Linked DNA regions of Homo sapiens: region 2 is linked to region 1. The links are chromatin loops, found by intact Hi-C in ENCODE. Cell type or tissue: ovary. All regions are shown on one strand.

Region 1 (8,000 bases):
TTACTGCTGCTTATTCACTGAACATCTCCAAAAATGACACACTGCACAGAAAACACACACCTTAGAATACTTTATACACATATTTTTGTGAACATTTACAAGTATGAAAGATAACAGAAAGAAAGGAGAATATAGAATAAAAATAAACTATTCCTGTGGATTATAACATTTCACCGATCTCCTCATATTAAACTCTTAATCTTAACAGCTTCATATTGTATCATTTAAAACAACCTACTTTTTAACACTTTTCCAACCATGATCTTTCTATAAGGGGAACGGAAATACTTCCCAGTGGGGAGTGATGTCAGTTTTATGGTCAGCAAAACATATAAATAGAACCAATTGTTTCTCCATTTGGCAAAGGTTTTTATATTTGAAATTAATTCCAGGCCCCAGAAATAGAACATTTCCTTTCATTTAAGAGAACTACCTTCTTTGAGTCACTTATAAAAAGTTAAAATTGGTTTCCAAGGGGGAGGAGTTTTAGGTAGAATACAATTTCTAAGGTCTCTGGGTTTTGAATATAAGTGGGAAATACAGGATCTCCCCACTATTATCATATTATTTCTACTTTCTGCTCCAGTCAGAAGCAACTCCAGTGATCTCTGTATAAATTAAATCCCTGCCTTTCAACTCACTTCAGTGTAAAGAAAGCTATTTTTTTTTTACATTGAAGACTGCCATACACTCCTGTGACCTTTGGGCAGCCCAGCACTCCAAAGGCTCGGGGAAAGTATGCTGTGGTGGAACAAGTCTGGAAGGATCCGAACTCCCAAGTTCTGGTCCCCACTCTTCTAGACCTGTGCTCTTTGGTGTGTTCATTTACCTTCTGAAAAATGCGGATAGCTTTAGTCACCTGCTGAAGTCAGGTGGAGGAAGAGGTGGGAAGAGCTCCCTGGAGGTGAAGTTGAACCGAGCCATCAACCTATTTAATCTAGTCCTTAAAACTGATATTAGAAGATGATTTGCCTTTTTATACCCACAGATGCAAAAATTGAACATGATTACAAGTTTTTAATGAAACTATTCTAAATCTCCAAAGATAGATATGTGTCCATATGTGCCTCTGTTTGAGTTCATATTGTTCCATAATTTAAAAAAAATAATCCACTTAAGACAATGGTTTATGAAGTGCTTTGTGAAAGGAACTTTCCAGACTGATTGTTAAATGTAGTGAATCAGCCACGGAGACTAATCCTGGGAATCTTAGGAAAGGAAAAAAAGCACAGATTCACAAATTCTCCTCACAAGACAACATTATCTAGAAGAGCTCTGGGTGGACAGCTGGGAAGTCCAGGTTGAAGTCCTGCCTCAATGCCAATGAGGCAGGAATATTTCTGGGTCAGCATTTTCTTCTGCATAAAATAATGAAATTGGCCTAGACAATTTCCAAGTCCTTATTCTGCAGCAATTGGTGTTGCTTTCTCTTTCATTCTTACATGCTCTTCCTGGGGCCCCCAGCCCTTGCACTACGGATTGTCTTGAAAGTATAGCAATGAGTTCCCTTAGCATTACGCCTCTGAGCAGATAAATATTGTTGATAAGACTTAAAGCAAACCACTTCCATGGCTGTATGTGAATTCTTGCAGGTTAGAGCAGACATAAGCATGCAAGTCATTAACTTGTCTCTCTAAATAAGTTACTACCTTCCCATTCAAGCCATACATGCCAATGGATCAACAAATTAATATTTTAAAGTGGTAAAGGTGAAAGGGAAAAAGAAAGCAGGGATAAACAAAGGACAGAGGAAAGGAAAAAATATGAGCAAAAAGGGGAAAGGGGAAGGGGGAAGGGGGAATGAGAGCAGAAGTCTCCTTATCAAAACTCAAAGTTTGGCAAATGTTCACTAACCAACTCATTCTTAGGAAAGCCCAGGAGGTTTTATTTCGAAATAGTTGCATAAAGACTTACGTGGAGAAATTGGATTTGGTTCCTTCATGCTTGGACCTTTTTCTGAAACAAAAACATAAATCACAATGTATTCTATGGAGAACCAAGATTTAAGCAAAGGGTCATCAAAGTCTCAGCAGAAACTGACACTTTTCCATTTGGTAATAAATACTGTGAGAAAGCTCTGTCAATGATCCTCTTTAGATATCAAAACTATAATGAGTTACCCAGAAATTTTAAGCATTGCATTTTGTTGACAATCAGTTGCATAGGCTCTCCAATTTGAAGAAAATTTGAAGGCAAACACCTAAACTTAGGGAATTTGGGTCCGACAATTTGTGTGTGTGTTTGTGTATATCTTTTTATTTACTTACAAAAAAATTCAATACCTTTAAGTACCATGCTTTTCCAGTGTAGTCTAATATTATTCTGCTTTCAAAATATTCTTTTTTTTTTTTTTTTTTTGAGGGTCTCACTTTGTTGCTCAGGCTGGAGGGCAGTGGCGCCCTCAGCTCACTGCAGCCTCCGCCTCCCAGGCAATCCTTCCATTTTAGCCTCCCGAGTAGCTGGAACTACAAGCATGTGCCACCACACCAGCTAATTTTTATATTTCTTGTAAAGACAGGATTTCACCACATTGCCCTGGCTGGTCTCTAACTCATGGGCTCAAGCAATCCATCCATCTGCCTCGACCTCCCAAAGGCCGAGGGACTATAGGCGCGAGCCACTGCGCCCAGCCTTCAAAATATTCTTTTAATTTAATATACACATTTTCTAAAAGTATCTTTGTTCTCCTAGCCTTAGTGCTATTATCCTATAGTTTAACTCCCCTTCATTGCTCATCAGGATTATCACAGAGGCCCCCTTATCTCCACCACTACCCTCCCCCCAATTATTTCCTCCTCCACATTTGCCCCCAGAGTGAATATTCTAGAGCCCAGAGCTGATCATGTTATAACCCTGACTAAACCCCTTGATGACTCTCCTTCCTTTATAGGGAAAAAAATCCACACTCTTTAACATGGCACACAAAGTTCTCCCTCCCTTCTCTATCCTCTCTCTCCAGCCTCCTTTCCTGATGGAGTCCTTCACCCATGGTGGGCTCCCCATACTTAGTAATTTAAGCTTCCCAAATTCTCTATGCTGCTCTTTGTCATCATGCTTTGCAAGCCATCCCAAGACACCCTCCTCCCCAGACCTGCTTTGTTGGCATTTTCTCTGGGGGACCTTTGCTGAGTCTCCCACTGTTCCATCTCCATCCCAGCAGAGCTAGTCTCTCCCACCCTTGCTCATTCCATCCCTCCTCTGTTACACTTGGGCCACAATACCTCCTAGTTCTCTCTCTCTTTTTCTCTTTCTTTTGCTTTTTTTTTTTTTTTTTTTTTTTGCTGTGAGGGCAAGGTCTAGTTCTCAGTCATCTGTATATCCCCAAGGGCTCAGACTGGCATAGAATAGGTCTTCCAGAAATGTTTGGTGAAGGATGATTAAAATGTTAATGTACTTTTTGCAAATGGAGGCCACAGAGGAAACCAGCAATCAGACTATGAAGACGTTCATATGCAGTTTGCACCAGTGCCATGAAGAAGGCAGAAAAAAATTTTGTATCACTGTTTTGGAAATGAGCAGCCTGAGACTCTGATATCGTGTGACTAGAGCCCAAGGTCACAGCTGGAAAGCATCAGGGCAGAAGTTGAATCAGAATTCCAGAGTTCTGCCTAGCAGGCTAAATGACTGGTGAGCGTAGCTCTGTCCCTAGCTGGGGAAGCACTGATGAAGTAACTATTTGTGCACAGCTACTCATTATCCTCAGCAGTGAGGCTGAGACCAGCGGTTGAGATATTATGGTCCACCACCTATTTTTGTATGGCCCATGAGCTAAGAATGAATTTTATATTTTGAAATGATTTTTTAAAAATCAAAAAAGGATATTTCATGACGTGAAAATTATATGAAATTCAAATTGACTCCATAAATGAAGTTTTATATGGATGCAGCTATGCTTATTTACATACTGTCTATGGCTGCTTTCATGCTGTAACAGCAGCGTTGAGTTGTTGAGACAGGGATTGTATGAGCCACAAATAAAAAATAATCACTATCTGGTCCCTTACAGAAAAAGTGTGCTGAGTCCTGCTACAGACCTTGACCCTACTCTTTGGAGTTTAAAAGTGATACATGTTTAGCACCTCTCTTTTCATCTCCATTTTCATTCACCACAGAAGGAACACACACCTTATGTCTGAATTCACAGGGAAGCAAAAAGAACTTGGGAAAATGTGACCCAAACAAGCAGCATCTGAATTGATGTCTATAAAAATAAAGAAGCTAGACAGGATAAAAGAAAACAGAATTGTAAATTCTCAGGATTAACCATCTCCGATGGGTGGGTCAACATTCTGGCCACATGAGTTATCAATGTCTGGCTCTAGGGGAAGGAATGCTACTGGATGAATCAGAGCCACCACAATTGAATGGTGCCCCCTGGAGTTGTGCAACATAGTGGCCCTGGAATGAGGATATATGCAAAAGTATACTTAAATACAATTACTAAGAAAATAAAAATGATTGTATGTTTTTAAGAAAATCTAATTCAGTATGCAGAACACACACTAATTACGCTAACTACAGAATGCACTACCCTGGGAGCTGGGTCCCATCAGCCTCATTGGCACCAATAACAACAATGATGCCTTACATTTGTACATTTGTATGGTGTTTTGCAATAGACAAAAAGCCTTCGGCCTTCACTTATATTGTCTCATTTTAAACTCCCAAGAACTCTATGAAGGAAGAGTATCTACCCACAAACTTCTCCTTTCAAGACGTAGTATTTGATTCCCTGAACTAAGTTCAAAGGCATTTAAAGGTTGCTACAAGATGCATCATGTAAGAAATATACACACTTCTGGGAATAATTCCATCCAATCAACCACCCATGGTTAAACTTTCTCACTCAGAATCCCCAAGCGGTTGAAAAATTATGACTCTCTCCTAAGGAGACCTCCCATGTAAGAGTTTAAGTTTTATAGTAAGGCCTGTGTGATGGATGGCATTGTTTTAAAATTCTTAATGGATTTCTGTTATGATCTAATCCTTTACCCCCACCCCAAATAGGAGCCTTCTCACAGAGCTAAACAGAAACAGTTGTTGTTCATTTCCCCTGGGTGAAGTCTCTTCGTGATTTCTGAGCACAAACAATAACAAGCAGAAGCTGCAGAACTGAGGTTAAAGAATTCTATCCTCGAACTTTTCTCTTCCCGAATCCCTAAGAACCCCTGAGTATAACTAAAATGGCTTGATCTCCACCGGAACCCTACCATCGAGTTGGCATGCTGAGAGGAAAAGAGTGGACTCAACAATATTTACTTTTGGTTTAAGGATAAGATTAAGATTATAAGAAAGGAATCTTAGCTATTGCTGTAAAGAGAACTGTAACAATAAAGATTTCTTTACAGAAAGGACAAACTATAATCAATGTTCTGAATTAAATCTTTTCATATACGCTGAGCAAATTTTGGTCTACCTCTAGAACCAAAATTCCCCTCTTCAGATTGTTCAGCATGGTTTTCATAAACGGGATATTTCTGGGGTTATGCATGAGTAACTGACCACAGCTTTTGGCCTTTAGTGCTCAATTTGGTACTAGGCACCATAGGACGGAGTGGGCCCACAGTGAAACAAGACGTCCAACTGGTACCCACATCTATTGGCATTTGGCAAAGAGAAGAATGGGGAGAGGAAGATTCCTCCTGGAGACTCAGGAGGTCTTTGTGCAGGCCCCATTTAAGACAGAGTTTTTACTAACTTAACGTCACTGTAACTGAACCCTTTTTCTGGATTCTTTCAATATTTATGATATTCATTGCAATTACTTGTTCACTTATCTGTATCCTGCCACTAGACCAGTGTGTCTCACGTGGTGGGTGATTTTTATTCCAGGGGACATTTGGAAACGTCTAGAGACATTTTGAATGGTTACAACTGGGCTGGTGGTGGGAGGGTGTTGCTACTAGCATGTAGTGGGTAGAGACCAGGGACACTGCTTAACATCCTGTAACACACAGGCAGCCCCCCAACTACAAAGGGTATTCCAGCCCAAACACTGATTGTACTGAGATTGAGAAACTTTGCACTAGGCTGTAAAGGCCTTAAAGACAAGATAATTTGTCCACTATACACCTACCATATTTTTTTGAATAAATAACCACAAATATCACGTATATTTTATTCTTGAGTACTTTCCCCAGCAATGCAACCTTCACACCATTTTCAGAGTAGCCTTCCTAAATGACCTAATCGCCGGGCGCGGTGGCTCACACCTGTAATCCCAGCACTTTGGGAGGCCGAGACGGGCGGATCACAAGGTCAGGAGATCAAGACCATCCTGGCTAACACTGTGAAACCCCGTCTCTACTAAAAATACAAAAAATAAAATAAAATAAAATAAAAATAAATGACCTAATCATCAGTTTCCTGCTTGAGATCTTCTGATGGTTCTTAACTTTTAGAGGTACATACTGGAATATGTATGGATGAAATTAAATTAAATGTCTGGGTTTCCTTCAAAACAATCCAGTGGATGACAGAAAGTGATAAAACAAGATTCACCATAAATTGGCAATTGTTGAGACTTATTCTATTTTTGTATATATTTGAAATTTTTCAAAATAAAAAGGTTTTAAAATGTAAAATACTGGCCGGGAGCGGTGGCTCAGGCCTGTAATCCCAGCACTTTGGGAAGCCGATGCAGGCAGATCACCTGAGGTCAGGAGTTTGAGACAAGCCTGGCCAACATGGTGAAACCCTGTATCTATTAAAAATACAAAAATTAGCTGGGCGTGGTGGCAGGCACCTATAATCCCAGCTACTTAGGAGGCTGAGGCAGGAGAATCACTTGAACCCAGGAGGCGGAGGTTGCAGTGAGCCGAGATTGCGCCACTGCACTCCAGCCTGGGTGACAGAATGAAACTCCTTCTCAAAATTAAATAAATAAATAATGTAAAATACACGATGTTAAAAAAAAAAATATGATATCCCTCCTTCCCTTCTTGGATAGAGAATGAATGCCCTGGTCTGTCAATTAAGCATTTCTACCATCTTTCCACTCAGTTTCCCCTCACCTCGACCTCAGCTCGAGGACAAAACCTGGCTGGTCCTTTAGAGTATTTTTATTCTGGAAAGATCAAATGTGTTCCAAAAAGTAATGCCTCTCTTGGATCAACTTCCAACTGACGTTCACAACTTTCCCTTCCTCAACCCTCCCTTCCCAAAAAACCTCTAGTTTGCTGAGAGGTTGAGAGGAAGGGGAGGAAATTAACATTTACTGAGTATCCAAGATATGCAGGCATTTTTATTTTTTAAAGTTAGGTGGTGAAAATACGGAGAAAATTCAGTATCTCAAACATTTAACTTGCTAAGAATTAAACACATCTATAGGTATGTAAATCACGGCAAATTTTGGAATGATATTTATTGCTCCTGATGACATCCACATCCATGCTCTTCTGTGTATGTGCACTGTTTCAGAGAAATGGTTACTCCTCTCTTTCACAATTTAAAAAAAATCATCACCGACGTGGTGTAATCATTTTTACTGTATAAGCCCAAGTGTTCTCAAATGCTGTAAAAAGCGGTCACAGAATCCAAGGCAAACAGCACTAATATGCCTATACTTCAAAATTTCAGAAAATAGGGTAGGATGGCACCACCTCAACTATTTTAAATGTTTTGTCATAAACCATAATATGCATAAACTATTTATGTTCTCTGGGCTTTCTGAGTTACTACTGAAAATCACAGAACTTCTCCTGAACTTTAATACTCTGCTAAACAGGTTACACATTTCCCAACATCTTAATCCTTTGGGTGAACAGACATTTTTCCTAAAATCCTTCATCTTCCTTTTAGTTCATAATCATTAGGGTATTTGGGGTGTTACCTTGAATACTAATGTGATATGGTATGAAAAGGGAGAAGAGGGCCAGGTGCAGTGGCTCATGCCTATAATCCCAGCACTTTGGGAGGCCGAGGTGGATGGATCATCTCAGGTCAGGAGTTCAAGACCAGCCTGTGCAACATGGTGAAACCCCATCTCTACTAAAAATACA
Region 2 (8,000 bases), 200 kb after region 1:
CACTTGAGCCCAGGATTTCGAGACCAGCCTAGGCAATGTGGTGAAACCCAGTCTCTACAAAAAATACAAAAATTAGCTAGGCGTGAGGGTATGTGCCTGTAGTCCCAGCTACTTGGGAGGCTGAGGTGGGAGGATCACTTGAGCCCGGTAGGTTGAGGCTGCAGTGAGCCGTGATCGTGCCACTGTACTCCAGCCTGGGCAACAGAACTGAGATCTGTCTCAAAGAAAAAAAAAAAAAACTCGATTCTTTAAAAACTTTCAAAAGATAAAAATGAAAGTTTGTTTAGAAGAACTATTACCCCACCACCACCACATAAAAATAGATTCCTTTCACTAATTTAAAGTTTGTCTAATACAGCCAACAGCTTGGAGGCAATTGCACAACTACTCTTAAGAATGTGTGACAGAACATGAACCAAATGTTCCAAAATTGTTGTGACAGGATGCTGATCTACAAACTACAGTATCTGCCCTTATTTTCTGCTCTGTTAACCTATTATCACAGACAGATTTACTACTTTATTTTTCAGATTCGCTCATAAAGACCCAGTTCATACTCGTTGGTGTTTTATTTCATCATAACCTAAGGCCATAATTTAAAGCCACATTTTCTATATCTATCTACGAGATTAGAATTTGGTTTTCGCTGATAAAATTGCAGCTGGCAAATTTCAATTAATGAGAAAAAATACAATCAGATGAACCTGTATGCAGAGCAGAGTCCAAAGCAGGCACTGGCTTCAGATCTGGGGAATTCCACAGAGATTTTGGACATAAAAATCCAAAGCAAATTTTCTCACAGTAACCGCAAGTTCCTGCAAACTCACCATTTCCTGTGACTGTGCAGAAGCCCCCAATGGAGGTTTCCACAGTACACCTTCAATTTCCCCCTCAGCAGGGATTCTGATGAAGCAGGAAACCTCACACCATTTCAAAGTGACAGTAAAACCCCCTGAGATCCCTGTGGTCTTAGCTCCTTAGGGTATGTGGCAGGACCTTGCTCTCCCAACAGCAGGGCTGGGATTCCAGAAGGAAAACTCCATCCTCAGCCCCACCTCCACAACACTCTGCAGAGAACTAGCCCCACCTCTTTTGTTTATCTGTTTTCTGTTTACTGGGTTTTGGTCTAGAGAAGAGAAAAAAAGAATCATGAATTATGTAATGTTATTTTGTGCTCAGGGGGACAAAAAAAGACAAGGGGCACCCGGAACATATATTAATGCCTGTAAATGTTTTGAATCTCAGCCCAAAATGAAAGTGTGCCAGAAACATAACTTTCTTATTTTTTAAAACTGAACTGAAGTTGCATTGTGAGTCCTTTAGTCAAATGAGGGTCTCCCTGAACCCTCTCTGTTCAGGGTTATACCTTGAACATTGAACAGAAATTAGTGAGGGCACCATCTCATCCTCGGATCATCATCTTATCTGTGCTTGATTGTTTCGTAATGAACATGTATCATTTTTACCAAGAGCCATGAGATGGTTATTCCCGAGATTTCAGAGTTTACTTGAAAGTAATACCAGTTTAGAGCTGAAAGAACTATATATGTGTATTACTATTCGTTTTGAGTTGCATCTGTGTGGTATTTCATCCAAAAAGTTCACAATACTTGCAAATATTAACCAAGGTAGCTTCAGGGAAATGCTTTATTCCTAAAGCCAACTGATCAAACATTTCCTTCCTAGTGCCTCTTGATACTCAGTTAACACACTAAAGAAAACAACCTCATTGACTTCATTTCAACAAGTAGAAGAAATGCTGAAAGTCTACTTCTAAAAATATCTAAATTTAAAAATTATTGCTGTTATTATTGGGTCTGTTATTATTACCCTTTATTGAGCACTTATTTTGTGGAAGGCCGTGTTGTAAGTTTGGGTTTATAAAATGTATTTTCTAACATATTTTGAAAATGGGCATATCCACATATTTGTCATAAAATTACCTGCTGTAACATTTCTTGAGTTTCTTTTAACATGTTGTCTAAGGAGAAAGAAGAGTTTCTTAACTTGTAACTATTTTTTTTTTTGAGACAGAGTTTTGCTCTGTCGCCAGGCTACAGTACAGTGGCGTGATCTCGGCCCACTACAACCTTCACCTCCCGGGTTCAAGCAATTCTTGTGCCTCAGCTCTCAAGTGGCTGGGATTACAGGCACGTACCACCATGCCCGGTTAATTGTTGTATTTTCTGTAGAGCAGGGTTTCACCATGTTGGCCAGGCTGGTCTTGAACTCCTGACCTCAAGTGATCTGCCCATCTCGGCCTCAAAGTGCTGGGATTACAGGTGTGAGCCACTGTGCCCAGCCCAACTTGTAACACATTCTTTAAGATTCAGGAATGAGTTAAATAGAAATTTGTTTTTATGTTGTATTTTTTATTTTAGTGACAATCTTAAAAAGCAATCTTTTATCCTGTTTTTTTTTTCCTGACAAGGATAATTAAGAACCAAAAGACTTTCTCATAATAAAAGACATTATTTGCTTATAGTCCATGTTTTTCAAAGTAGGAAATGTTTTCCCAAAGGTTTCTAAGAATGTTTCTCTTCAAAAAGCGTTCAGTCAGTTGGAGGATTTAAAATTTTATTTTTGGTTTATAATACATTGTTAACATTTGAGAAAAATAATATAAAATTTTTAATTAAAACTTCCTTAAAAAAAAAAAAAAACTTCCTTTGGCCAGGCGCGGTGGCTCACACCTGTAATCCCAGCACTTTGGGAGGCCAAAGTGGGTGGATCACTCTACAGGAGGTTGATTTTATTTCTTCTCAAGTCTTCAATACCTTCTTCTCCCTCTTTGAACTCAGCAGATGACCTTGTTTCTTATTTTACTGAGAATATCAGAGCCCTCAGAAGAAAGTATCTTTGTCTTCCCACCACATCTGCCGATTTTATCTATGCGTCTTCTCTGCTCTGCTTTCTCTCGTTACCCTGGATGAACTGGCCTTGCTTCCTCCATCTGTGCCCTGGAGTCATTCCTTCAATGACTCAATGACTTTCATCCTGTAGTAATTCCCTCTTGCAATTGCAGCCTCAGATTTCTTTCTTTCCTGGATCATTCTCATCAACTTACAAACATACTAGAATATTTCTTGTCTTTAAAAATCTTACTTGACCCCATCTATCCACCTTACCCCTATTTCTCTACTCCCTTTGCACTAACTCCTCAAAAGAGATGTCTTCCTTTGTTGCCCACACTTCTTCATCCACAGCTCCTCCTCAATCAGATCCAATCAGATCACTTGTCAAGGTCACCTTGTGGCAAGACCAGTGACTGATACTCAGTTTTCATCTTACCTAACTGCTCTTAGTTTACGCAAGAGATTACTTCATCCTCTTTGAGACACTGCATTTGGCTGCAGGGATAAGATGTACTAATGGTTTCCCTCCCATCACACTGGCTGTTCCTTCTAAGTCACCTCCGCTGGCTTTTCTTTCTGCTCCCAGGATCTAAATGTTGGCTTGTCCCAAGGCAATGTCCTTGGTCCTCTTCTCTGTTGAGACACTCTCTGTCCTTTGAGACGGAGTCTCGTTCTGTCGCCCAGGCTGGAGTGCAGTGGCACAAACTCGGCTCACTGCAACTTCCGCCTCCTGGGTTCAAGAGATTCTCCTGCCTCAGCCTCCCGAGTAGCTGGGACTACAGGTATGTACCACCACACCTGGCTAATTTTTTGTTTTTTTAGTAGAGAAGGGGTTTCACCATGTTAGCCAGGATGGTCTCGATCTCCTGACCTTGTGATCTGCCCACCTCAGCCTCCCAAAGTGCTGGGATTACAGGCATGAGCCACCGCGCCCAGCTGAGACACTCTCTCTGAAGGTGTTATCATCCAGACTCATCTAGCTTGAATCTGCGTCCTCATCCAAATCTCATGTTCAATTGTAATCCCCAATGTTGGAAGTGGAGCCTAGTGGGAGGTGATTGGATCATGAAGGCGAATTTCTCATGAATGGTTTAGTATCATACCCTTGGTATTGTCCTCAAGATAGTGAGTTCTTGCGAGATCTAATCATCTAAAAGTGTGCAGCATCTCTCCCCTCACTCTCTTGCTCCTGCTTCCACCATGTGAAACACCTGCTCCTCCTTCACCTTCTGCCAAGATTGGCAGCTTCCTGAGGCCTCCCCGAGAAGTAGATGCCAGCTTTATGCTTCCTATACAGCCTATAGAACCATGAGCCAATTAAACCTCTTTTCTTATAAATTACCCAGTATCAGGTATTTCTTTATTTTTTTAGAGAGATGGGGTCTCACTACATTGACCAGGCTAGTCTCAAACTCCTGGCCTTGAGTGAATCCTCCCATCTTGGCCTCCCAAAGTGCTGGGATTAAAGTGTGAGCCACCACACACGGCCAGTCCAGAATGGACTAATACAAGACCCATTTCTTTAAATGGATTACACATTGATGATCTCAAAATTTTATCTCTAACCTTGAACTTCAAAGTCATGTATTTGTGACTTCTCAATATCGCCACTTGATTTTTCAACTGGAAAATCAAATGTAACAATGAAAAAAACTCAACTCTTGATTCTTGCACACACATTCTGTCTATCCTCATCTCTGTAAATAGCCCTGCTGTTCACCCAGTAGCTCAGGTCAAACACATTATGGGTCATCATTGATTTATCTCTGTCTCTTTAACCCCACAACCAGTCTGCCAGTCAGTCCTGTTTACCCTCAAATGATCACTTCTCACTATTTCCATTGCTGCTACAACCCTGGTCAAAATACCATCATCTCTAACCTAAACAATGTTGATAGTTCTGGTTTCCTTGCTTCCTGTCTTGCTTCCCACCCACTAACAAACATATACACACACACTCATCCAGTACCATCTATGTACAGGTCTCATTAGTGAAGAAACCTGATCCTTCCTTAAAGCAGGCTCCCTGTGTAAGCTCCACAGTACACTATAAGCACCATGAAGGCAGGGGCCATGGCTATCTTAATCAGCACTATATTCCTAGCTCCTAGCAGAATGGCAGCATCTGACAGGTATTCAATAAACATCAAATTAAGGGATGGTTTCATTCTAGAGATGGGTACCCACAGTTAAGAGGTTGAGGCAATTAGTAATGTTTGCAACAACCATGAAGAGAGATGCACCTCTAGGGCTCAATGAGAGACTGATGCAAAGGTTCTGAGTGTTATGCAGCTCAGGACTTGGGAGTCATCAGAATACATCTGACCTGAGGGAACCGGGACCAATTTGTCCAGGCAGGGAGCAAGTATGTGGTGTAAACGGCATGAATGAATCTCCACCTGGAAGCCAAAGGTTCTGACATGAGGAAGGGGTTTCCATAGTCAGACCTGTTCACATAGAGTAAATAAATCAAACCCCCTAGGCTGGAGCAAATAAGCCTGCTGACTAAAGCTAGCTGAAAGAGAAAGAGTCAGATACAGGAGTAGAAATAATGTATAATGCTTTACTATATTGCTCTTATTTTGGTCTTATAATAGTATACTGCTAGAGTTTTTAAAAATGATGTCCATACTGCTATTATCATTGCTGGAAAACGCTGGCTATTTCCTTCTAGAGAAGGAAAAGTAAACAAGTCTTAAAGGGTCTTTGACTAACTCCCCAAGTGAGAGAAAGGAAGGAAGCCCTCATTAATGTACACATCCCCTACTTCCTACTCACTTTTTCTTTTCTTTTTTTTTTTTTAGGGAGTGAAGTGTATATATCTTTTTTAACTTTTTTTTAAATTAAAAAAGACAAAGTAAGTTTCCTAAACTAGTTCTCCAGACATTCAACTTTTTAAAAATACCTCCAGGTTCAACTCAGCTGGAATTTTGAGTGCTGCTGAGTACACTTATATACTTGCCTGGTTGTTTTTCTCTTTCCTATATGTTTTACTAACTGGCATTTCAGTTTGAGACTCTTTCAGAGGAGATTATAATGGTCTTTTCAATAGCACTCTGCAGCTCCACTGCCTTTGCAGGTATTGTACTGTCAAATGTAGCCTGCGGGGGTATCAGGCAGCATTTGGGTATTTATGTGGCAAAGGGACAGCATCGACATATTTTGGGAGATGCCGACTTGACGTGGGGAAGAGGAATATTCGTTAGAAAGGGTAATAGGTCTGAAAAGCATATTTGGTAAAAGGTTTTGTTATCTTTGGGAAATCTCATGTACAAACACAAGAAAAGTATTATGTCCCAAGGCCTTTGTGTGGCACAGTTCTGGTGACAGCATATTTTCATTGTATATATTGGTTCATTAAGCTCAAACCAACCTCATAATTACATGATTGTGACAAGATTAACTGAATGGACAATCCAAATGGCCGAAAGGTCAAATGAGGGTCCCTCTGTCTAATAATACTTTTACTCTTCTGTTATTTTTAGGCTGGCTTAGTGAGAATGTATCATGCAGGCTTGCAGAGGATTGCTTACGTTTTGTTCCAAGACTCATTTATTACTATTGTGTGGGCCGAAATGTGCACAACATACCAAATCCAGGCACAAAGTAGAAAATTAATCTTCACAGGAGAGAACAAATCTTATTTATAAGAAATCTTCAAAAGACAGAAAAATGCAAAGAATATAACAAACACTCATGAGTCAACATCCAAAACTGATCATTGTTAACATTTTGACAAATTTTTTGTCTTTCCTATAAGAAATAAAATATTACAGCCGGGCATCATGGCTCATGGCTGTAATCCCAGGACTTTGGGAGCCCGAGGCAGGAAGATTGCTTGAGCCCAGGAATTCAAGACCAGCCTGGGCAATATAGCAAGACCTCAGTCTCCATTAAAAAATGTTTTCAATTTAAAAAAAAAAAAAGAAATAAAACATTACATTAGTCACCCCTAGAAAGTACAGGAAAAAAAGAAAAAAAATTACAGATACAATTGAAGCCCCCTTGCACTCCCCTCAACCCCAGTCCAAATCAATTACTCTCCCAGTCTCTTCAGAGGTAACCACTTTCAGGAATTTAGAGTGTATCCTTCCAGTGTGTCCCTTTCTTCCGCATATGTGTGTGTCTGTGTGTGTGCATTTAAAAAGACAGAACATGAAGATGCTATTAGTATGAATGTGTCCATTTAAGAATGTTCCATTTTCCAATGCCCACCAAGGAGAAAAACAAAACAAATAAATAAAAACGTTACATAAGCAGTACATAATCTGTAACTTGCTTTTCATTCAACAGTATGTTTTTTTTGGTTTTTCTGTTTTTTTTGAGATGGAGTCTCGCTCTGTCACCGAGGCTGGAGTGCAGTGGCGCGATCTCGGCTCACTGCAAGCTCCGCCTCCCGGGTTCACGCCATTCTCCTGCCTCAGCCTCCTGAGTAGCTGGGACCACAGGCGCCCGCCACCACGCCCAGCTAATTTTTTTTTTATTTTTAGTAGAGACGGGGTTTCACCGTGTTAGCAGGATGGTCTCGATCTCCTGACCTCGTGATCCACCCGCCTTGGCCTCCCAAAGTGCTGGGATTACAGGTGTGAGCGAACACGTCTGGCTGATCATTGTTAACATTTTGACAAATTTGTTATCTTTCCTATAAGAAATAAAATATTACAGCCGGGCATCGTGGCTCATGCCTGTAATAATTACAATGATTTTAAAACCCATCTGTGTTGTGTATATGTAGATTTAGTTCATTTCTCTTAGCTGCTATATATCCCTTGCATTACTATACTATTACAATTTTTGTTTATAAGTTGCCTTAAAGGTGGGAAAGTAAAGTTGAACGTGGTTTCATGTATGTTTGTTAACCACTCAATTTTCCTCCTTGTGATACTTATTCAGTTTCTAGACAGAGCAAATCATAAATGTAAAGGGAAGAATGGAGACAGATCTATTGTACAGCTTGGTGACTATGGTTAATAATGTATTATAATTTCAAAATTGTTGAGAGTAAATTTCAAATGTTCTTACCCCCAAAATAAGAATGTGAGGTGACAAATATATTAATTAGCTTGATTTAATTATTCCACAATGTATACATCTATCAAAATGTCAGCTGGGTGCCATGGTTTATGCTATAACCCCTGCACTTTG

Evidence for each region. Peaks named below come from ENCODE experiments on the same cell type or tissue, not always from the same donor. Only the 100,000 strongest peaks of a DNase experiment are listed, where the experiment ranks them.
Region 2: a loop joins it to region 1, with 2.9 times the contacts of the local background. A loop is called at or near these places in 21 of 110 quality-filtered maps.

What each region holds. Positions count from the first base shown.
Region 1 is chr1:91,696,175-91,704,174 of GRCh38, forward strand. TGFBR3 (transforming growth factor beta receptor 3) reads right to left here. Exons shown (of 17, transcript NM_003243.5): 15 at 1,915-1,956. Among named protein-coding and RNA genes, the nearest start is that of TGFBR3, 190 kb to the right of the region's middle. In ovary, a CTCF peak has its summit at 4,373 (motif pointing left); a DNase peak (open chromatin) is centred at 3,597; H3K27ac peaks cover 5,807 bases.
Region 2 is chr1:91,891,277-91,899,276 of GRCh38, forward strand. It overlaps a transcript of TGFBR3 not described here. Among named protein-coding and RNA genes, the nearest start is that of TGFBR3, 9.1 kb to the left of the region's middle. RefSeq lists an enhancer at 3,057-3,557. In ovary, no CTCF peak of the experiment used is centred here; no DNase peak of the experiment used is centred here; H3K27ac peaks cover 1,237 bases.